Linked DNA regions of Mus musculus: region 1 is linked to region 2. A link is a loop called in an ENCODE intact Hi-C map of the cell type or tissue named here. Cell type or tissue: gastrocnemius. All regions are shown on one strand. Each heading gives the region's core, and the rest is flanking DNA. Links, peaks and the distances in the headings are about the cores only.

The links. Hi-C counts contacts between places; a loop is a spot of excess contacts. Peaks named below come from ENCODE experiments on the same cell type or tissue, not always from the same donor. Only the 100,000 strongest peaks of a DNase experiment are listed, where the experiment ranks them.
Region 1: it touches region 2 in a loop (6-fold over the local background); 2 of 42 quality-filtered maps call a loop at or near these places.

Annotation. Positions count from the first base shown.
Region 1 is chr14:23,871,726-23,881,405 of GRCm38, reverse strand. The region is part of intron 1 of Kcnma1 (potassium large conductance calcium-activated channel, subfamily M, alpha member 1); the gene reads left to right. Among named protein-coding and RNA genes, the nearest start is that of Kcnma1, 130 kb to the left of the region's middle. In gastrocnemius, for the core only: a CTCF peak has its summit at 6,819; no DNase peak of the experiment used is centred there; H3K27ac peaks cover 6,531 bases.
Region 2 is chr14:23,999,994-24,009,673 of GRCm38, reverse strand. It overlaps Kcnma1 (potassium large conductance calcium-activated channel, subfamily M, alpha member 1), which reads left to right and starts at 5,469. Exons shown (of 28, transcript NM_001253364.1): 1 at 5,469-5,926. The coding sequence starts at 5,549. It overlaps 4930519K11Rik (RIKEN cDNA 4930519K11 gene), which reads right to left and starts at 4,683. Exons shown (of 3, transcript NR_131107.1): 1 at 4,537-4,683; 2 at 4,220-4,379; 3 at 3,837-3,993. In gastrocnemius, for the core only: CTCF peaks have their summits at 1,188 (motif pointing right), 4,544 and 5,438; DNase peaks (open chromatin) are centred at 3,199, 4,805, 5,369, 5,840 and 1 more place; H3K4me3 peaks cover 4,052 bases; H3K27ac peaks cover 3,711 bases.

The DNA.
Region 1 (9,680 bases), core at 983-8,982, 130 kb after region 2:
CTGGGCAACTGCTTTCCTTGGAGGTTTCTCAGAGGAACATTCTAGATGTAGATACATGGAAGCTTAGCTTTCTCATCTATCATAGATCTTTCTAGAATGCAGAAGCTGAGAGGTTATGAATACTTGCTAGCTAATATGCTTATTGGTCCATATCAAAAAGAGAAAGTCACAAAAATGTGTGCCATGTCCAGCCCTTGGGTACCCACCAGGTCCTGAAGAATCGGACACCTTAATCTTGGACCATGGAGCAGCAGAAGTGAGAGACAGTATGTCTGAGATTTAAACTACCCTGTGTGCATACTTATTGACAGAACCCTTACAAATGAACATACCAAGCTTGCAAGAAGAAATCCACATCTATTGGTATCAGAAGATCTGTATGATCCAGGCCCTGAACTGTTTGGAAATGACAAGGCTGCTTAGCTATGTGGGAAAGTGCTCTCTGAGCTACCAGGACTCTAGGCAGCTTCTGTAGGCAGAGCACACAATTTGTGGCCTTCCTGAAGGCTGCAGACCTTCCTTCCTATGTTTTTCTCTGAGCAGCTCCTTCCCAACTTCCTTAGATGGGGTCACGAGGATGTGGCATTGAGGGTGCCCAAGACAGACAGGAATATGAGTGTCAAGCCCAGCAGGCATCAGGACCACCCTTTTGCAGAGCCTTCCTCAGTAGCCTATCCTGCTCAACTTAAGGCCCGGAAAAGGCACTGGATAATGAAATCTGTGACTTTGTTTTTGAGAAGATACCCAGATTGAGCAGAGGGTGCCTTTCAAAGTCAAGCACAATGTGATGAGTCTTTAGCACTGTAAACCTCTGCCTTGAATGCCTTATCTGACAGCACCCCCCAGTCTGGAGTTGTGGTTCTCTTTTATCTTTATTTTCTTGTGTGTGTGTGTGTGTGTGTGTGTGTGTGTGTGTGTGTGTGTGTGTGTGACTGTGTATGAGGGTATACTTGTCTTTAGGGATGCTTGCATGAGTGTGTGCAGTGTATATGAATGTGAGGATCAGAAGTTCACATCAGTCAGTTGACTTCCCCATTTGCTTTATTTGCTGAGGTGGGCTCTCTTGCTGAACCCATAGGTCACTGGTTTGGCTGGTCTAGAGCCAGCCTGCTCCAAGGATTCCTTGTCTCTGCTTGTCAAGGGCTGGGATTATAGGCTGCCACTCCTGTGAGGCGTTTATATAGATGTTGGGGATCTGCACACTGGTCCCCATGCTTAGACAGCGTGCACCTTACCCTCTGAGCCATCTCCCTAGCCTGTGCTTGTCATTTTGGAACGTTAGCTGCTCTAGTTGATGTCTGCACTCTTAGATGGCCAGGCTCCTCTGTGAGTAGGAGAGGAGCATTTGCTTGGGGGCTGTCTTCCTCCACCATCTGCAGCAGAACTGTGCCAGGTGTTTACTGGCACTGCCCAGAGAAGGTATCACAGGCTTTGGGATACACAGGAGCTCCCTGGCGTGTAATAGGTTAGCAGGAAAATGTTAAATTAAATGGCCTAATCACATCGGAGTTTGCTGATCCCTGCAATGAATGTTCCCAGTGGTGCTGGTCTTTTCCTTGGCCAAGATCGTAAGCCACTGGGGTCAGGCATGACTCTCTTCCCTCAGCTCTTGGCCTCTCTGCTCTGGGTTGGGCACACTCCCCTTCCAGCACACCTATGTTGATTGATTGGTATGGTGTTAAACTTTTGGCTTTTTGTAGGCAACTGTAGGAGGGTGTTGAGCTTTACAAATCTGCCCAGTGCCTAAAATTGAACTACACATGTAACTCACTCACATGCATGGCTCAGTTGGACTTTCCTCCCCCCTTCGTGCTGCCTCCAGCTCACGTCCCATGCCTATCAGGCTGGGCTGCTCCTTCATACTATGGTGCTGCCTTGGCTGGCTGGAACCGGATTTCTGACCTTTGGGCCTTGGATCTCTGTGGTACTTTGTTGTCATACTGAATGGCAGTGATGCCTTTCTAAGTGTCCTGCCACATTGCTTCTGTATTTTAAGAATGAGACCTGCTTCTTTTGAGAAGTGTAGAGAGAGATGATGGGCCAAGGGTTTCCTGGAAGGGGCTGGAGGTCTTTAGCCCACAGTCAGTCTCTGTAGTCAGCCAGCCTTGCCAGAAACAGTTGTTAAGTATGTTTAAAGGACCCAGCTCAGTGCCAGGAGCAGCGGGGAATCTGAAGAGCTGATGAGTTTGCAAAGACAAGCAGCAGAGAATTTGGGTTAATAAACTCAGACTTGTGTCCCAACTGTTTGGTTCAAGTTTCCACTGTCTAGCATTGACCTTAGGTGAACGATTTTGCTTCTCTAAGCTTGATTGCTCTGTAAATTTCTACAAGGACTTTCGAGCATCAAATAAGATAATGCATGTGGGATGCTTCAGTATCTTGCCTGCTACATTGTAGGTGACCAATTAGTCGTTCTCAAAACACACCGGTGCCTCACCTTTACTGCTGTGTGCCAGGTGCTGGCAAAGAGGTTTTGTCAGGGTTTGTGTATCCACTCTGTGTGGGAGCCCAGAAAAAGACAAAGGACAAATTGGCTGTGAGAAACTTACCTGAGGTGGAGAACTGGGTTTTAACCCAGGCAATCCTTCTCTGAATTTGTGACTTTAGTGGCCTTGCTACCTGGTCTTGCATAGAGACCAGCCTGCAAGGAAGCTCCATATAGAATGGCCCAGTTTCCTCATTCTTAAATTCCCTGGGGGAATTCATTGAGTTTTGTAAAGGATTTTAAGTGATGCCTGGCCTGTGTTAAGCACTCAGTATCTGGCAGGAGTTTCTATAGAACTAGCTTCACACAGCTAAAAGTTAAGGCAGGTCAGTGGTGGTTGCTATGCTCCATTAATCCCAGCATTTGGGAGGCAGAGGCAGGTGGGTCTCTGAGTTTGAGGCCAGCCTGGTCTACATGGAGAGTTCCAGGACAGCCAGGGCCACATGGAGAACCCCTGTCTTGAAAAACAAAACACTTAAATAATAAAAGCTATCAGATGACCCAGACTATTAAAGCAGACATTTTATTTTATTGTACATGACAATTCTTCATCCTTCAGGACACAATGTGGTGTTTAATACACATAAGGTCTTTATGCTGATCAGATGGAGGTGATTAGCATACACATCATCTTAAACATCGGCCACTTCCTCATTGAGGGGCATTCAACAGCCCATAGCTTAGATATCTGGAACAGTTCATTGCTGCTCTCTGCAGTTACCATATTGGACAATAGGATGCCATAGCATTGGCTAACAGGCACAGATGTTTTATGAGGGGAGTGGAGCTCAGTGGGAACTGAGTTCTGAGAGGTGGGAAGACGGCCGGGCATTCTCTGTGAAGGGTTTCTTATATGAGAGAAAATGGAGAGCCAAAGGCTGGTGTTCTAGGAGCAGAGTCTGAGTAGAGGCCAGGAGGGATTGTTGTATGGATTTTGACCTATGAGCAGGTCCTGAGAGTTGTCATTAGCAACCTGACTGTCATGGATCAGAGCTGTTTCGGCAGCCCATCGCTGCAGAGCAGAGCAGGAGCCACCAGGATGACAGAGGTGGTGAGCCACGTGAGGTGGTTGCTTTTTCCCTCCATCTAAATGGGGCTTGGGATTATTCTGAGGTACTAGCCCTTGGCCCCTGGAAGAATCCAGAGCTATGGGTTAACTGCCTTTCAGCTGCTGTTTATGTCATAAATGCCTGTCACACGAGGGGCCTTAAAAATAACCCGGTGGCTAATAGCATTTCTCAAAATAACTGCTTGAGAAGTGCTTTGCTGGGCTGTGTGGCTACTAAAATTACACTCTCTACCAGTGGGGATGGTGTTAGTATGTGTATGTATGGGTTGTAATCCTGTATTTCCAGGGTGAGTCCCACTCTTTATTGTCTTTTGTCCTGTGGTCCCTCTTGTCATGGTTCTGTGTCCAGGAATGATGCCTTCTATGTCACTGTGCAGTTCCCTTCTCTGCCCCATGGCTCTTGGCATATTGGAGAAACTCTCCTACATGGCCTTGTTGTCCTGCCTCAAGGAGCAGAGTTTTGAAGAATCTTGGAGGGCGGGGTGGCCTTATTGTGGTGCTGGCCTGATTCCTTGGCGTGCCAGGTAATAATAGCACACCGTGGGGGGCAGATCTCACTGTGCTATCCAAGGGGGAAACTGGGCCACAGAACAGCGCGGCAGCCCCACTCAAGGTGACCTAGTAAGTGAAGGTGTGAACACTTGCATTGTCAGAGAGGAGCTCCAGGAGCTCTTCAGGGGGGGTCTCCCAGGCCAATCCTTTGGGTCACCCAGCAACCAGGTTACTCAAGCTCCCTCCCTACTTGCAATTATATCCAAGGGGATGTGGAACCCTACAAGCTAGCCCACAAAGCCGAGGAGCAGTATTATTAAGAGTTTGGGGTGAAGGGCTGAGGTCACTTGAGGGTGGTAGCCAGTTTTTCTGCAATCATTGCTTACATCCAGAGGGGTGAGTTTCCAAGGGGAGTACTTACTGCAACTGACATTTCATCGTATGGGTCCCTGCTGTGGCCTTGGCTCTCTAGCAGGTGCTGGAGTTACAAAGAGGTTCAGGGTAATACCTAGTCAGGGAACATTTATAAGTTAGTGTGTTGTCTGGACACCTAGCTTAGGATGCTGTGAAAATGATCTGCATTCAGCAATCACTGTACTTCAAAGTTTTATCTTTTCCCAATGAGTGATATATGGCATGAATCTGCCCCATGGTGCCAGGCAGCAGCCATGAGCCATAGCTCTTGGTGTGGCCCTGAGGCGACTCAATCATCTGTACTGTGATTATCTCAATGTCCAGTAACTGATTTAAGTCCAGCACTCTCCAGACCCAGTGCGCTTTTATCTATATTAATAGTGTGTGTCCACTCTGGGCTTAGATTCGTGTGCGGTGTTCCCTGCACATTAGATAGCCAGCAGTTACTAGAAAACTGGCTACATTTTAGATGATTCTGCCCAAGCGTGAGTGGATGTGTGTGTTCTGGGTAGCTGAAATCTGGCTATGATAAGCCCCACTGCTTGGCAGCTTATATATATTATGTGGCATTTTTGCATATAATATTTTTTATCTTCTGATGGCTTTACTGAGCCATGGCCCTGTCATAAATAAAGGATGTCTGTGTGTAGCATCCTTATGACAAGTGGGGTTCTTGGTATGGTAAAGGTGCCTTCAAAATGTTTGCTGGACCACTGTCCACTGGATTCGTATAGTTCTGGAGAATAAAGCCCACCCCTGAGATTTTCCCCAGAATGGGAAAGCAGGAAGCTCCCAGATCCTGCTCCCCCCACCCCCAAAGCTGTACATACAGAGCACACTGCTGTGGAAAGAGTCTAGTTTCTAAAATTAGGCTCACTCGGTGACTTTAGACAAAGTTTTTAACCTCTCTGAACCTTTTCTTCAACTGTTAAATATAATTTGGCATAGCATCAACCTCTTAGAGCTGTTGGGAGGATTAAATGACCCTCATTAGCCAGGCACAGGCATAGCTGTGGCAGCACCCTGAAGATAGCTGCCAGCATTGTCTTCACATTAATTGTGAGCCCGCAGAAGCTGGCTTTGAAGCGTATGTCATTGCTTCTCATCAGGGTGTTGGTAATTTCATGTTTGAATATTGTCAAGCAGCGGCTGGGTGAGGCTCTCGAAGAATTGGGGCTATTTACTGGGGCATGGGCTGGCCAGCTCTGGAATGCTGACTGAGGAGGAGGTGAATCAGGTAGGGGTACAATTTGTGACAGATTGTCATGTAATCAGACCTTGGTAATTCACATCTTATATCAGGCTCGTTGTGAGAGTTCAAGAATTAAGAGGAATCTTTCCCACAGATCTGTATATACACGCCAGGATATACACCTACTCCATGCAAGGGTTCCTAAGTAGGTGTAATGGTCACATGGTGTATTTGGCACAGTTGAGTGGAGTACTGCTCGAATCCAATGGGTGAGAAACTAGGGACAGTGTTGTTCACTGTCCCATCATGTTGAGACAGCTGGCACTGTAAAGGACCCCCTGGACCAAATGGCAGCAGTGTTGAGATAGACCCTCTATCTAAATCCAAAGATGGAGAATAGATCCCTAAGGGAAGAGGATGGCTTGCTAGGATGAGGACCATCTCTGAGTCAGGGCTGGGACACAAAGATAAAGCTAAATACCCGAGTTTAGGACTTCTTATATTTCTGGAAGCCCCTGCCCCATTATGGAAAAAGAAAACCAACTTTCCTTACATCCACGAAGTTTTACTCTAGGTCACTGTCCAGGCCTTTTCTCTTGTGCCTTCCCAAGATCTATTCTGAGAAGGACAGTTCTTGCTGTTCCTGGCTTGCTAATAGAATGCAGTTTGCAGAACAAGGAGATAAAAGAGAAGATGGGTCTGTCTTATTTCTGTTTCACATAAGTAAGATGTTTCTCTTCTTTGTTGTCGTTGCTTCTGTTGAAGTGATGGATGGTAGCCCTGAGAGGTGAGTAGTTAGCCAAGCTCTGGGTTGGCAGGTTCCTAGGGGAGAAGCTGGCCCACCATCCATGGTGGGCCAAATGGTCTGTAAGTTGAGAGGGTGGTGAGTAGTCCCTTTTTATAACTGGAGGATAGTTCAAGTGAAGTGTCAGCAAGTGACCTGTGTCCCTGGAACACTAGAGCAGATGGAAGTCATGGCAACTCTGTTGCTCAACTAGGAGCAGAGTGACCTCTCTTGCTGACTTCCAGGCCATAGGGGCCGAGAACCACCTGGTTACAACACCTTCCAGGACAGGGCTGCTGTCGCCATGTGGCTCTTGAGGTTGCAGCTTGCTACAGGGGACAGAGCTGGACAGCCAGCAGCAGCTGGTCCAGAAGGAGAGGACAGTGCAGGGTGATGCTCCCTCAGTGCTCAAGACAGCTCCTGCTGGCCAATGGAATCCTTGCATTTCCTGCTTGGTCTTCTATGTGCCTTGCTTCCTCAGCAGTCCAGACAATGGGCTATAAAGTGGGCAGTCAGGAAGGACCTAGCAGTTTCTGGGCAGGCCCCTCTCCTGAGCCCGCTCAACTGTGCAGACAGCAAGATAGTTCCTGGAGGAGCTCATATCTGTAGCCACTCCTGAAGAACAACTTGCTGTGTAAAGTCTCAGCCTGGTAGCGCACTTACTTCTGTTGGCTCAGACTTGCTTTAAGAGGGGATTTGGACCAAATGCTTCTCAACATTCTGATGCACACAAGATGGCTTCTTGGAGGATTCATCATGCTACCTGCCATCTTGTGACTATCCATATGATGTCCAGTGTCTGACTGTCATTGACCTTTATGGAGTAGATGTCCAAACGTGAGGGAATGAGTACCTGCAGAAGTCAAGCATTTTAAAGAAAGTGTCTGACAGTACAGGACGACATCATTGGCTTTTAGGTCTAAGTAGTCACCTACACTGATAGGAGGCCCTGTTCAAACACTCAGAATCACCCTGTGTGTGATTATCAGGACTCTCTAAACCATAGATCTGGGATAGGAATGGAGATCTGAGCATTTCTATTTAATTTGCATATACAGCTACTGCCCCAGGACCATGGTTTGAGAATGAATGCCTTGAGTTATTGCTCTTTTCCAAATGTCTTATACTTCAGGTTGATGGATTTAAAAAAAAAAATCACAGGATATGTGGTGTGTCTCTTGTACTGAATTGTGATGCCAAATTGACAGCACTGGCCCCAACAGTGAGGGAACTGCACACTGAAAAAGGTTGGGGAGTCTGGCGGTACACACTTGTAATCTCAGCATTTGTGAGATAAACTCATCACACCAGGCATTCAAGGCTAGCCTTGGCTATATGATTTGAGGTCAGCCTGGGCTACATGAGAGCCTATTTCAAAACATGAAAAACTAAAAACAAAACAAAACCCCTCAAAATCCCAAACCCCCAAATTCTGACCCAATCTAATTGCTTTTACTAGGGCTTTTTATTAAAGATGTAACACAAAATGGAAATATAAGGAGGAGTTCAGTGGAGCGGAATCCATTGATGGACAGTGAGATGTCCCTATATCTATCCCCATCTTTGTTTCCCATGTGACTTGTCTCTCCAGGTGACCTATGAGACTGAAGTGAATGCTTAATGGTGGGAATTCAGCCCTTTAATTCTACTACATTTTTCTAATTCTAGCACTGACCTGCAAGGAGGGAACCCTCCCCGATCCTACCGACAATGTGCTACCTGAGGTTTGGGGTAATATTTTACACACAGGGCTTCTTGAGACCAGCATCTTTGCTCTTAGGAGGCTCTTTTCCAAGAGTCTTAAGTCATCCTGAGCTAATGTTTAGCTGGGGGCTTGGGCTTGTCACCATCTGAGAGGATAGTTCCTAAGGCAGAATTTTGTCTTTGGTACTTGGAGGCTGGGGAGCCAGGAGAATCTCCCTATGACTTGAGTGCAGTACTGAGTTCTAGTTGAAAGCTGAATGCAGTTCTTTCTTTCTTTCTTTCTTTCTTTCTTTCTTTCTTTCTTTCTTTCTTTCTTTCTTTCTTTCTTTCTTTCTTCCTTCCTTCCTTCCTCTCTCTCTCTCTCTCCCTCCCTCCTTGCCTTGCCTTGCCTCCCCTCCCCTCCCCTCCCCTCCTCTTTCTTTCTTTCTTTCTTTCTTTCTTTCTTTCTTTCTTTCTTTCTTTCTTTCCTTCTTTCTTTCTTCCTTTCTTTTATCTGAACAGAGCTGGGGGAAGCTCTCAGGCTTGGCCTGGCTTGAAGCTTGGCTTTCCCTCACTCTCTCCTCCCATACATCCTTGGCTTGCTTTGGGAGTGACAGGTCGGAGCAGTCCCCAGTCTGTGATACTGGTTTTAAAGGCTCACTAGTGTGAAAGTGCTAGGTGTAAAGCACAGGCCCTTTAAAACCCTCCAGGTGCGTGAACAGATGGAAGAGGGCAAGAGAGGCTATGAACAGTGGGGCTTTGCGGAGCGCATTCTCTAAGGCAAGCTGTCAAAGTGTTTGTGTGAAGGGCTTCCTTTCCAGAAAACTTTGCAAGTCAGGTGGGCTTGGTTCTATTTTAAAGACAAGAACACTGAGGCTGTGGGATTTGAGAAGGGCAGCAAGAGGTTGGATCTGATAGAAGGTTCTATTCTGCTGTCGTTGATGGAGGCAGGAGGTAGAGGGAGTTGCAGGTGATCTGGAAGCAATGTTGTGGTACATTCATGCTTATTCTGTCTCCTGCATCCCAGCTTCCTTTAGACCATCTATCCCAATCAGTTCAGCCTGCCTTATGTCCTCTTTCCAGCATCTGTTTTTATCTGATGTTGACATTTGATGTACTGAATACCTTATTTTTATTGTTATATCACTTCTATCTTGGTAGGATTACATCACCCTTTAGAACAGTGGCCTCAGCCTTCCTCCAGCTTTCTTTGAACACCTTACAGCAGAGGTCAGGGTCAGAGTGGAGCTGATAAACACTCCATCACCTTGCTGGGTAGATGTTCCACACTTGACATCACCAATTGCTCCAGTTGGCTGGAGCTCTGGACTGCTAAGGTTTTAGCATCCAAAGCCTGGCATATTGGAAGACCCCTCAACCCTGGCTAATCTAAGCCATATGGTCACTGTACCTCATCTGGCAGCCAAGGATGCTAGTGTCCTGGGCACATTGTATTACCTGAATGTTATCTATTATTACTGGAGAAGATCCCAGAGACTACTTTTCAGTCTCTGACTCAGTGCTCCTCCATGCCCTCTGAAGGAGAAAGGACTCCATCTCC
Region 2 (9,680 bases), core at 810-8,809:
TAGCTACTTTCCCATCTTCTACCACAAATAAATTATAAGGAGGTGAGAAGGCAGCAGTGCACCATGGTAATTGTGTATGTGTGTCTGCATGTGTGTATGGGCACACATATGCTTGTCGATAGTATGTGTGTTTATTTGTATATGTGCTTGTGTGCATGTGTGTATGTGTACACATATGTTTGGTGACCACACTTGCACAGGCCAGAGGGCAACCTCAAGTGTCCTTCCTCAGACACCATCCCACTTTTCTCTGAGAGTTTTCTTTTTCCCTGTCACTCATCTAGTGGTTAGTCTGACTGGTCAGTGACTCCTAGGGATCTGCCTGCTCCAGACTGTCCAGATCTAAGATTTTAAGTGAGCCTCATGCCCAGTTATTTTTTTTAAATGTGCACATTAGTTCTGAGCGCCAATCTCATGTTGCCAACTCTCTCCAGCTTTTCACATCATGATAATTTAAGGAAGTGTGGAGATACTAATGACAGTCATAGCCAAGATGGAGCATTAGATTGTGTTGTGGAAAGAACATGAACTGGGCCATCTACCTTCATACCAACACTTTATATGGTACAGAATTCATAAGTGAAAAGTTGATATCATCTTGGATATGATATTTCTCTTTACTTTTACTTAAAGCATTTAATTTATTCATTTTATGGGCGAGCGTTTTATCTGCATGCCTATATGTGAACCACATGAGTGGTTGATGCCTTAAGAGATTAGCAGAGGGCACCGGATTTCTCAGAACTAGAGTTCCAGATGGTTGTGAGCCATTATGTGGGTGCTGGGAAACAAAGTAGGGTCTTTTAGGAGCCACACATGCCCTGAGCCGCCGGGGCATCTCTCCAGCTTTAACATTTAAACAGACAAAAATTGTATGTATGTATATTGCACAGCATTATTTGAAATATTTATTTTTTGTGGGATGAATAGCTGGTGAACTCAAGCTGATTAGATATTACCTTTTTCTTGTATGCATCTGTGGTCAGAACCCTTGGTGTCCCTTCTCAAGTTTACTAACCATTATTAACTGTAGTCAGCATGTGTCCTCTAACGACTATCACCCAAACCCATCGTTCCCTTTCCCGTGCTTACATTGTTTGTTTGACTGTGAAATGTTCTTCAGGATTTTCAGGTCTCAACTGAATGAGTCAGCCTCCCTTTGAATAGTCACCAAGTAGTGGTCTACCAGAAGACGCCACCAGAGGACGCCACATCACTTAGGGAGGCATTACTGAATCTCCCAACAGATTCGTAATTCCTTTTTGTAATGTGAGTCTCAGGGTTCATTAGGTCCAGGCTGGGGCTGGAGAAAGGTGAAGCTCAGTGACACTGTGACACTGCTGACATCTGCGTAGACAGCCTTTCAGTCTCCCTGGACTTCATTTTTGTTTTTTTAGTTTGTGTGCTTGTGGTCTTCCTCTCATGTACTTCTTTTAAGTCCCATGGGGGAATACCCAGCTTAGAATAGGTAACAGATTTGAAAACCCAGGCTTGCTCTGAAGGTGACCATAGACACATGTGCATTTGCTGAAGAGTCTGGGAAGCTATTAAATGTATTTACAGGCAAATGAATGGCCTCACTATAAGTTTCTACTTTTATTTCTCCTGCTTTTATTTCTTGTACAATCCTTCTAGATACCCAATCTGTAGACACGCCTACAGAAGGTAGAGATGATGCTCTGGGGTTATTTGTAGATACTTCTAGATCTTCCCATTTTCCAGGCTAATGAAAGAGTAAAAAGACAATCAGTAGGCATGGGTGACAGATCCTGTGCAAGCTGGATGGGTTCTGTTCCTCTGGAGCTTGGCCACAGCCTGGTATGTGGCCCTCTGGGATAAAGGCTACAGACAGAAGAGCTCAGAGATTCCTGCAGCTGTGTGGTCCTGCTCCAACTGTCTTTCTGAGGGGCTGTGTGGGTGTACAGAGCAGTAAAGTGGAGGCAGGGGCCCCTAATTGCTGCTCTTCCCACGGATTGCACTCTATGAGCAAAACCCGGGGCCAGAAGATCTGATCTGGTCCCAGTTTGTCCAGTTTATGGAGTGTGTGTGTGTGGTGTGTGTGTGTGTGTGTGTGTGTGTGTGTTGTGGTGTGTGGGTCTAATGCACAGTGCTTGGAGGGCATAGGTTGATGCCAGATGTTTTACTTAGTCAGCTTTCTACCTTAATTGAGGAAGGCTCAATTTGGAGCTTACCCCTCCTGGTTTAATTTTGTTTGTTTGTTTGTTTGTTTGTTTTGTTTTGTTTTTTGGCTTTGCTATTCATCCTGAAACTCCCCTGGTATCTGTATTTCTTTCTACCTCCCAGCATCAGAGCATATCACTATGCCTTGATTTTATGTGGGTGCTAGAGATCTGAACTCAAGCATTTTTCTCACCAAGTTCTCTCTCTTGCCTCTGGTTTCTGTTTTTGTTGTAGCTCTCGGAATGAACAGCACAAGCCTGTGATGTCCAAGGTTCCTTTTGAATGTGAGGTTCCTCTGTGTCTAGGGGGAGAGCCTCTTCTTAAAAGGCTGGTCAGAGATGGGCAAAGGCCTGATGATATCTACTTCTGGTAGTTGGGAATACTCTCATTCTGTGCCTATATCCTGAGTACCCTGAGTTCACACAGGAACAGGCAATAATATTGACCCTGAAGGTCTCTGATGAATTCTGATCAAGTCATGGTTTTGGACAACACTGGAGATGCTGAAAGCTTCAGTCAGCAAAGTTAGGGGTGGTGCGAGAGCAGACAGAGTGGTGGCTGGAGTAGGTGTCTTATGGGACTTCTGGAGCCCTTTAAATGATGATGATGATAATGGTAATGGTGTGGGGACTTCAAATGTGAGAGGACAGAAGGCACAGCAGCCACTAGCATCTTGTTAAGTCATCATGATAATAGTTTTCAGGGGGATCTAGGTTGTAGATATTAGGTAGGAAGAACCTAGAGGGTACCACTGGCTGCAAAGGTTCAAGTTTTGCTCCTATGGGAATACATTCTGAAGGCTCGATGACCCATGGTGGGGCAGGACAGTACCTGTCCTTTGCTGACTTATGCTATGAATGTTATGAGTTTTAAATGTTAATTCTTGGACTTAAGGAAAGTCCCTCAGGCTTGTGTCAAGGCACAGACCCAGCTGGTGAGAAGGCCAATAAAGGAATCTCAGTACCGCAGCCTCTTGCACCTCTCCCCAGCCTTTCAAAGTTCAACTACCCCAGGATGTTGGAAAAGCGCCAGGGCCATTGAATGCATGGGGATTGTGTTGCAGCCCTCTGAGTGCAGAAGGATGGATGATGCTGAAGGGGAGACTGAGGCAATTTCTGCTTCTAGAAAACACCATTTATTGCTCTCTTCTTTAGCACCCCCCTTTCTGTGTGTGTAAATGTGAGTGTGCCCCATAGCATGCACATGGACATGAGAGAATGGTTAACAGGAGTTAGCTTATTCCTTTGACTCTGTGAATTTCAGGGATCAGGCGCAGGGGGTCAGGTTTGGAGACAAGTACCTTTACCAGCAGAGCCATTTTGCTGGCCTTCTGTTGTGTACTATTTTATGGGGGAGGTGATTTTGACCTTAAGTCTTTTCTAATGGATATGTATACTGAGCCCAAGGAATGTACCAACCAATTTGAGACTCACATATTTTCAGTGTCTGCCAGGCTTGGCCTTCTTTGGCCCTCTGTATCCTAGGGCCAGGGTGTGGCTGACCAATGATTTAGGTCGAGACAGCTTGTTCAGGTAAGGAGGCTCCTTTGGGCCAGTTTACCATATGAAGAGTCTTGAAAGGAACCTGAGAATTCCAATTAGACTATAACTAATGAGCTGGAAACTTTGGGGAAATCACTGTGGGCAGTGAGGGGAGAGTGATCATCTTGGTTTTAATTAGCACAGGAAAAAGTTGTGGTCCAGCTGCCAGCCTGGAGAAGTGTCCAGAGGGAGGAAGTTTCTGTGTGCAACGATAGGGGGACTGGGGGTGGGGCGGGGGACAGGGGCTGCTGAACAATCCTGGACTCCTTCCCTTTAAAGGGGAGAAACGGGAGACCAGAAATGTAGAAAGGCAAGCCTGAATGCAGAGTACCCGTCATCCATTTGCCCTTCCCACACGAGTCTAAAGAACTAGGAAGCAGCCCTTTAAGAAACCTCCTTTTCTACCCAGTTTGTTCCACACCAACCACCAGGCTGCTGTCATCTTTGCTTAATAAGGAAACAACAAACAAACAAACAACAACAACCAACAAACCCACCTGCAGCTGTCAGAGGTCACAGACTACCAACAGACTTCCAGATGCCCCAGTTGTTCATCAGCAACTCACAACGTGGCATCTTGGAAACGAAAGAGTGAACTCTCTGTCAGCAGGTGTACTGTACTGGCTAGGGTCTTCCTTAGTCTCCAAGCCTTAGAATCTAGGGGCAATAAGTCCACTGAATCTAGCTGACAACCAGCCACTCCTCTCCCTATTAGGGGCCCCTTTGGGAAAACCGGCCTACCCCAGACACCTGGTGGTTTCCCCTTCTGGTACCCTGCTGAGCCTAGAGGGGCGCAACACCTGCAAAGTCCTACCTCTAGGCTGGTGGCGCTATACTCTACATCCTGGAAGATGGGGGGCCGCATGCCCCACCACTGCCAAATGACCTGCTGCCCCTACACAGCCCCAAGCCGAGGCGAGTTAGCCCGGTAAGCCTCCTCCCCTCCCGCTTCGGGCTGTTTGAGCCCGCGCCCGCTCCAGTTGCTGCAGCTGCCACTGCTGGCGGCTGCGGGGCGCGCGGGGCGCGCGCCGAAGAGGCTCGGGCTGCGAGAACGGGGACGAGGAGGAGCCCGAGGAGGCAAGGAGGAAGAAGCGAGCGGAGGCCGAGGAAGCTCAGGGTCACAGAGACCCGGCCCGAAGGGGTCCCGCAGAGCATCGGCTAGCTGGCCGCGGAGGCAGGGCAGACCGCCGCAACCAACCTGCCGCGGCCCCGCGAGCACAGGAGGCGGCGATCCAGGAGCGGAGCGCAGCCCCGGGGAGGAAGGGTGGCGCGGGCACGCCCGGTCGGGAGGGCGCGGATTCTCCGATCCTAAGGAGCTGTCGCCTCATCACCCGAGAGAGCTGTGCGGGGACGGGCGGGAGACCCCGGGCCCGGGCGCAGCGCACACGCGTGGCGCACGCCAGGCGGGCCGGGCGGCGCCGAGGGTACGCGGGATCGCGCTCACGGAGCTTCGGGAGGCACAGACCCCGGGCGCGGACCGCCCGCGGCGCCCCCTGGGCTCTCGGTGCTCCGCGCAGCCCCGGGGGCGATCGGGGCCGGGGTCGGGGAGTGGGAGCCACCCTCCCTCATCCCCTCCCCCCCCCGGGCCGGCCGGCAGCCCGGGGGAGGGCGGGCGGCGGCGCTTGGCTGTATATATCTCCGCACACCCTGCCAGGTCGCGCACAGCGCCCCGAGCCCAGGCGCCTCCCCGCCCCCCTCCCGGCGCTCCGCGGCGGCGGCGGCAGCGGCAGCAGTAGCAGCAACATGGCTGTTGATGGGTGTTCGGGGTGGCGCTGGCGGCGGGAGGAGCTCCCTCGAGCCCCTGCGCCTGCCGCCCATTGCTAGCTATGGCAAACGGTGGCGGCGGCGGCGGCGGCAGCAGCGGCGGCGGCGGCGGCGGCGGCGGAGGCAGCGGTCTTAGAATGAGCAGCAATATCCACGCGAACCATCTCAGCCTAGACGCGTCCTCCTCCTCCTCTTCCTCCTCCTCTTCTTCTTCTTCCTCCTCCTCTTCCTCCTCGTCCTCGGTCCACGAGCCCAAGATGGATGCGCTCATCATACCGGTGACCATGGAGGTGCCGTGCGACAGCCGGGGCCAACGCATGTGGTGGGCTTTCTTGGCCTCCTCCATGGTGACTTTCTTCGGGGGCCTCTTCATCATCTTGCTCTGGCGGACGCTCAAGTACCTGTGGACCGTTTGCTGCCACTGCGGGGGCAAGACGAAGGTAACGCGCGCCCCGGGCGCCCGCCCCTGCGCCATCCCAGCCGTTTCTCGGCGTCCCCCGCAGCCCACCTCTTAGCTCCGCACTGTGTCTTGCCTCCTGCTGTCCCTGCCAGCCTTGTCCCCGCCGCTTGCCCTTCCCTCCCCTCTCCTTGTGCCCTCGGATTGTGCGCCAGGGGTGAGGAGTTGACCCCAGCAGGTGCGCTCCAGGACGCAGACCCCCGCTTTAGTTCTCTGTTTATTGTAGGGCTATTGGTGACTATGGCCGGACCCGGGTTGGGGGGACATGTGTCTCTTGGGCACGTTGTTGCGGAGTGTGGAGAAGGAACCTTGCAGGGACACAGGAAGCTGAAAGACCCTGGGTGCGTGCGGGACACCACTCACTGGCTGCGGCCAGACTCCTCACGGTGGACTAGTTGGGACAGATCAGCTCATACTTTTGTTGTTGTTGTTGTTGTTGTTGTTGTTGAGGAAATCAGTTCCTGGGGTCCCAAAGAAGGGGGAATCCTTTGAGCTAGGGAGAAAATCTTTTGCATCTGGGAATTCTGGGGGGGAAATCATGGAGAAAGTGGGGGCCCACGGATCAATAAAAAGTTGGGAAGACCCATCCTAGAATGGGGTCAATCTATGGAGAGTCACTTTCTAAAAGTGGCATGGTTGCAAGTCTGATGTCACCGCCCACTCCATCCCTTACATTTTCTTTGTGGAACATTACCCTACCCCAAGTACTTTTGCCACCTCTACACTCCCCTCCCAGGCCATCAACTTTGGATCCCCACAAATACAGCCAGCAGCTCCAATCTGTAGCACCAGGGCTGCACTCCTAAGAGTCCAAGGGACCTCTGCTTCACTAAGCCCCCTTTTGGCACTTGATGTGGCTAGAAGTCGTCTTAAGCTATTCCTGGCAGAGTCGCCCACAGTGTTAGGACTCACATCTCAGATGTGTGGTTGCTAGGCTTTACTCCTGGGCTGTGGCCATCTCCCTAGAGGGGTCCCTGCCCACCACCTAGCACTTGCTGGGGGGCGGTGGACCGGGGGTGGGCAATGTTTGAGCGAGAACTACAGAATGAATAAAAGAAAGAACTGGGAAAAAAGAGGAGCTGAACTGGGTGCAGTCTTTTAGAGAAATTCTCATCCAAGAGGACAGAATAGCACCCATACTTTTGGACAGAGGATATCTCTAGGGGGATTGTGCAAGACACTCATCTTGGTCCCCAAATGTTCACACCTGCTCTAGAAAAGTTCATCCGGGACCCCCTTGAGAAGTCACAGGGCTCAGCAACTTGTAGCAGCGTACAGCTGCTAAAGAGAAGAGTTAGGCTAAGGGGGAAGGCTATGAAACCCAAGGGCAACCGAAGCACTCTCTGTCATTAATTATACATCACCGTAGGTGCTGGGCTCAGCTGTGTTTTGTGGCAGCACATTTGTGTTTTGGAAAATACTGGTGTGTTGGAATAAGGGAGGAAAAAGAAAAAAACCACCCTTCCTTCTTTGCTTCCTCTTGGCATTGCTCTGAAAGCCTCCAATGGTGACAGGTGAGCTTTGTTTAGAGTCCCCTTCTTGAGGATGGAGGTTCCCCCTTCCTTTTCAAGGAGAAAGACCGATGGCCTTCCAGAGAAGCCCTCAGATTAAGCAAGGTTCCTATAGCCAGACCCAGAGATGGTCTCTGTCTGATCATAGAATCACATTCACCCATTCTTTCTCCTGCATCTTCAGCTTGTCCTGGGAGTGTCTCCCTCTCATACTGAGACTTGGTGACTATCTTTAGTTGCACGCATCTCAGTTACTTTCTATATGGAAGTGACTTGGGTTGGCTTTTTAAAAAAACTACTTTCTGTTTTCAGAAAGTGAACAAATTTGGTCATAATGAGTCCTTTTTGTCTTTCTAAGGTTTTAAGCGGAGCGTCTAGCATCTTTTTACTCTAGGGGGTACCCTGTGCTGGTATAGTGTGTGTCATGAAATGTCTCTTAAGGAATTTACATAAAGAATCCCCTTTCTAAATAATGACCAGAATAGCTTTTGCCAGTTTTCTCAGAAAAAAGGTTTTGTGTAACAACAATTAAAAAAAAAACAAAACAACAATCCGTACCTATTCCTCTACATATATTTTAGCTTTAAGACTAGTGGAGTGCACACAGTTGAGAGTTTCAATGCAGACCCTGGAGTAAAAGATGATTGTGGTTGATTGGAAAGATTGAAGGTCAAAACAGAATAGCATCAAGCTCTTTTTGGTACTGTGAGTTCCTTTAGAATCGTGCCCAGTTTTCTTAATATCTGCCTCTTGATTCGTTGGATTAAATTGTGCGTATACTCAACTCCCTGTACCTAACAATGGTAAAAGAGAATTTTTAGGTGCTTCCCTTTCTACCTTCTGGGCTCTGCATTTGTTTTGCAGTTATTCATCTCCTCTTTGCTTTCCAAGTATTCAGTAGTTTTGTTAAGACTCGGTACAGAATAAAGAATTCAGCTCAAGTTTAGAACACTTGTGACTTGCCAGGCTCCGTAAGCAATCCTCTGCTGCCTTTCCACAGAATCTTCTGCCCACCCTCAAGCCTCTTTGCCCACCCTGACCCTAATCCGGGTCCAGTGTGGCTTACTAGGAGCTGGAGTTCCGGAGAAGGTATCTTCTCAGCATCTGACATTCCTGAGGGGACATGTTTCGGCAGGAGCCTGGAATTTTATATATTTGTTCTCCAGGTCTGCACCGTGGTTTTTTGGTCAAAGGAACCCAAGACTGTGGACATATATCTCAGGGTCTCTGTTCATTTGTGCCTCTGGTCTCCAAATAACACATAGCTAATGACTTCATCATCATCATTATTATTATTATTATTATCATCATCATTTTTTTTAAAGGATTATAAACATTTGGGGAGAAGAAGGGAGGAACAAAGAATATTTATGCTAGGTGTGGTGGCCTGTGCCTGTAATTCCTGTACTCAAAGACAGTGGCAGGAGGATTGTGAGTTTTAAGTCAGCTTGGACTAGGTAGCCATAGCCTGTCTCAGATAGTAGGAGAGTGAAACAGGCACACAGCAAACCTCACCACTCCACCCCTGATTGGAGCATGGTTCTTTGCTGAGGGTTTTCATGCTATTGCTTCTCTCCACCACCCTGGATTGTATCAGTGTGCACTGGTCATTTGGCCACAGAATTTTGGGGTTCAGTCTGGTCCTAGATTGTAGCGAGCTGGGGAACTGTTCAGGCAGTCTGCATAAGCCATTTAACCTCTCTGGTCCCTGGGAAATCTGAGGATTGGACCCCGTAAGTTCCAATCACCTCCCTCTGCCTTGGGAACACACGTAGGAGAATGGAAGGACAGAGCAGTTTGGGGAAAGATTTTAAGCTCAGCTTTGTGGTCCTTCCCATTCCTTTGGACACCTATGTGTCTTCCCCCACCCCCTGCCCTTGTTTTATTCATCTGCTAGCGTGTGGTCAAGTGTTTGGGGAAGTAGGCCATTTGTGGATGGGCCTCTGGTTTGCTGAAGGACCTGCCTGTGGCAAGGCATAGACGGACCGATAATCTCAGTCAGAGCTATCATCCCTATAGAACCTCGGTCTTGGTCAAGGATGGTCTGCATGTTGTGAATTATTGAGGTGTTGTCTCCATGGCTATGTCTGAGAAAACAACACATTTTCTCCGACAAGCTCGTGACTAATATAAATATCAGATCCCATTATGGCTTGGTAATTACCCAGGGTCTGGTCTGGTGCATTCAATCAGGACTGCGGCATCAGCACCCTGGAACTCTAGATT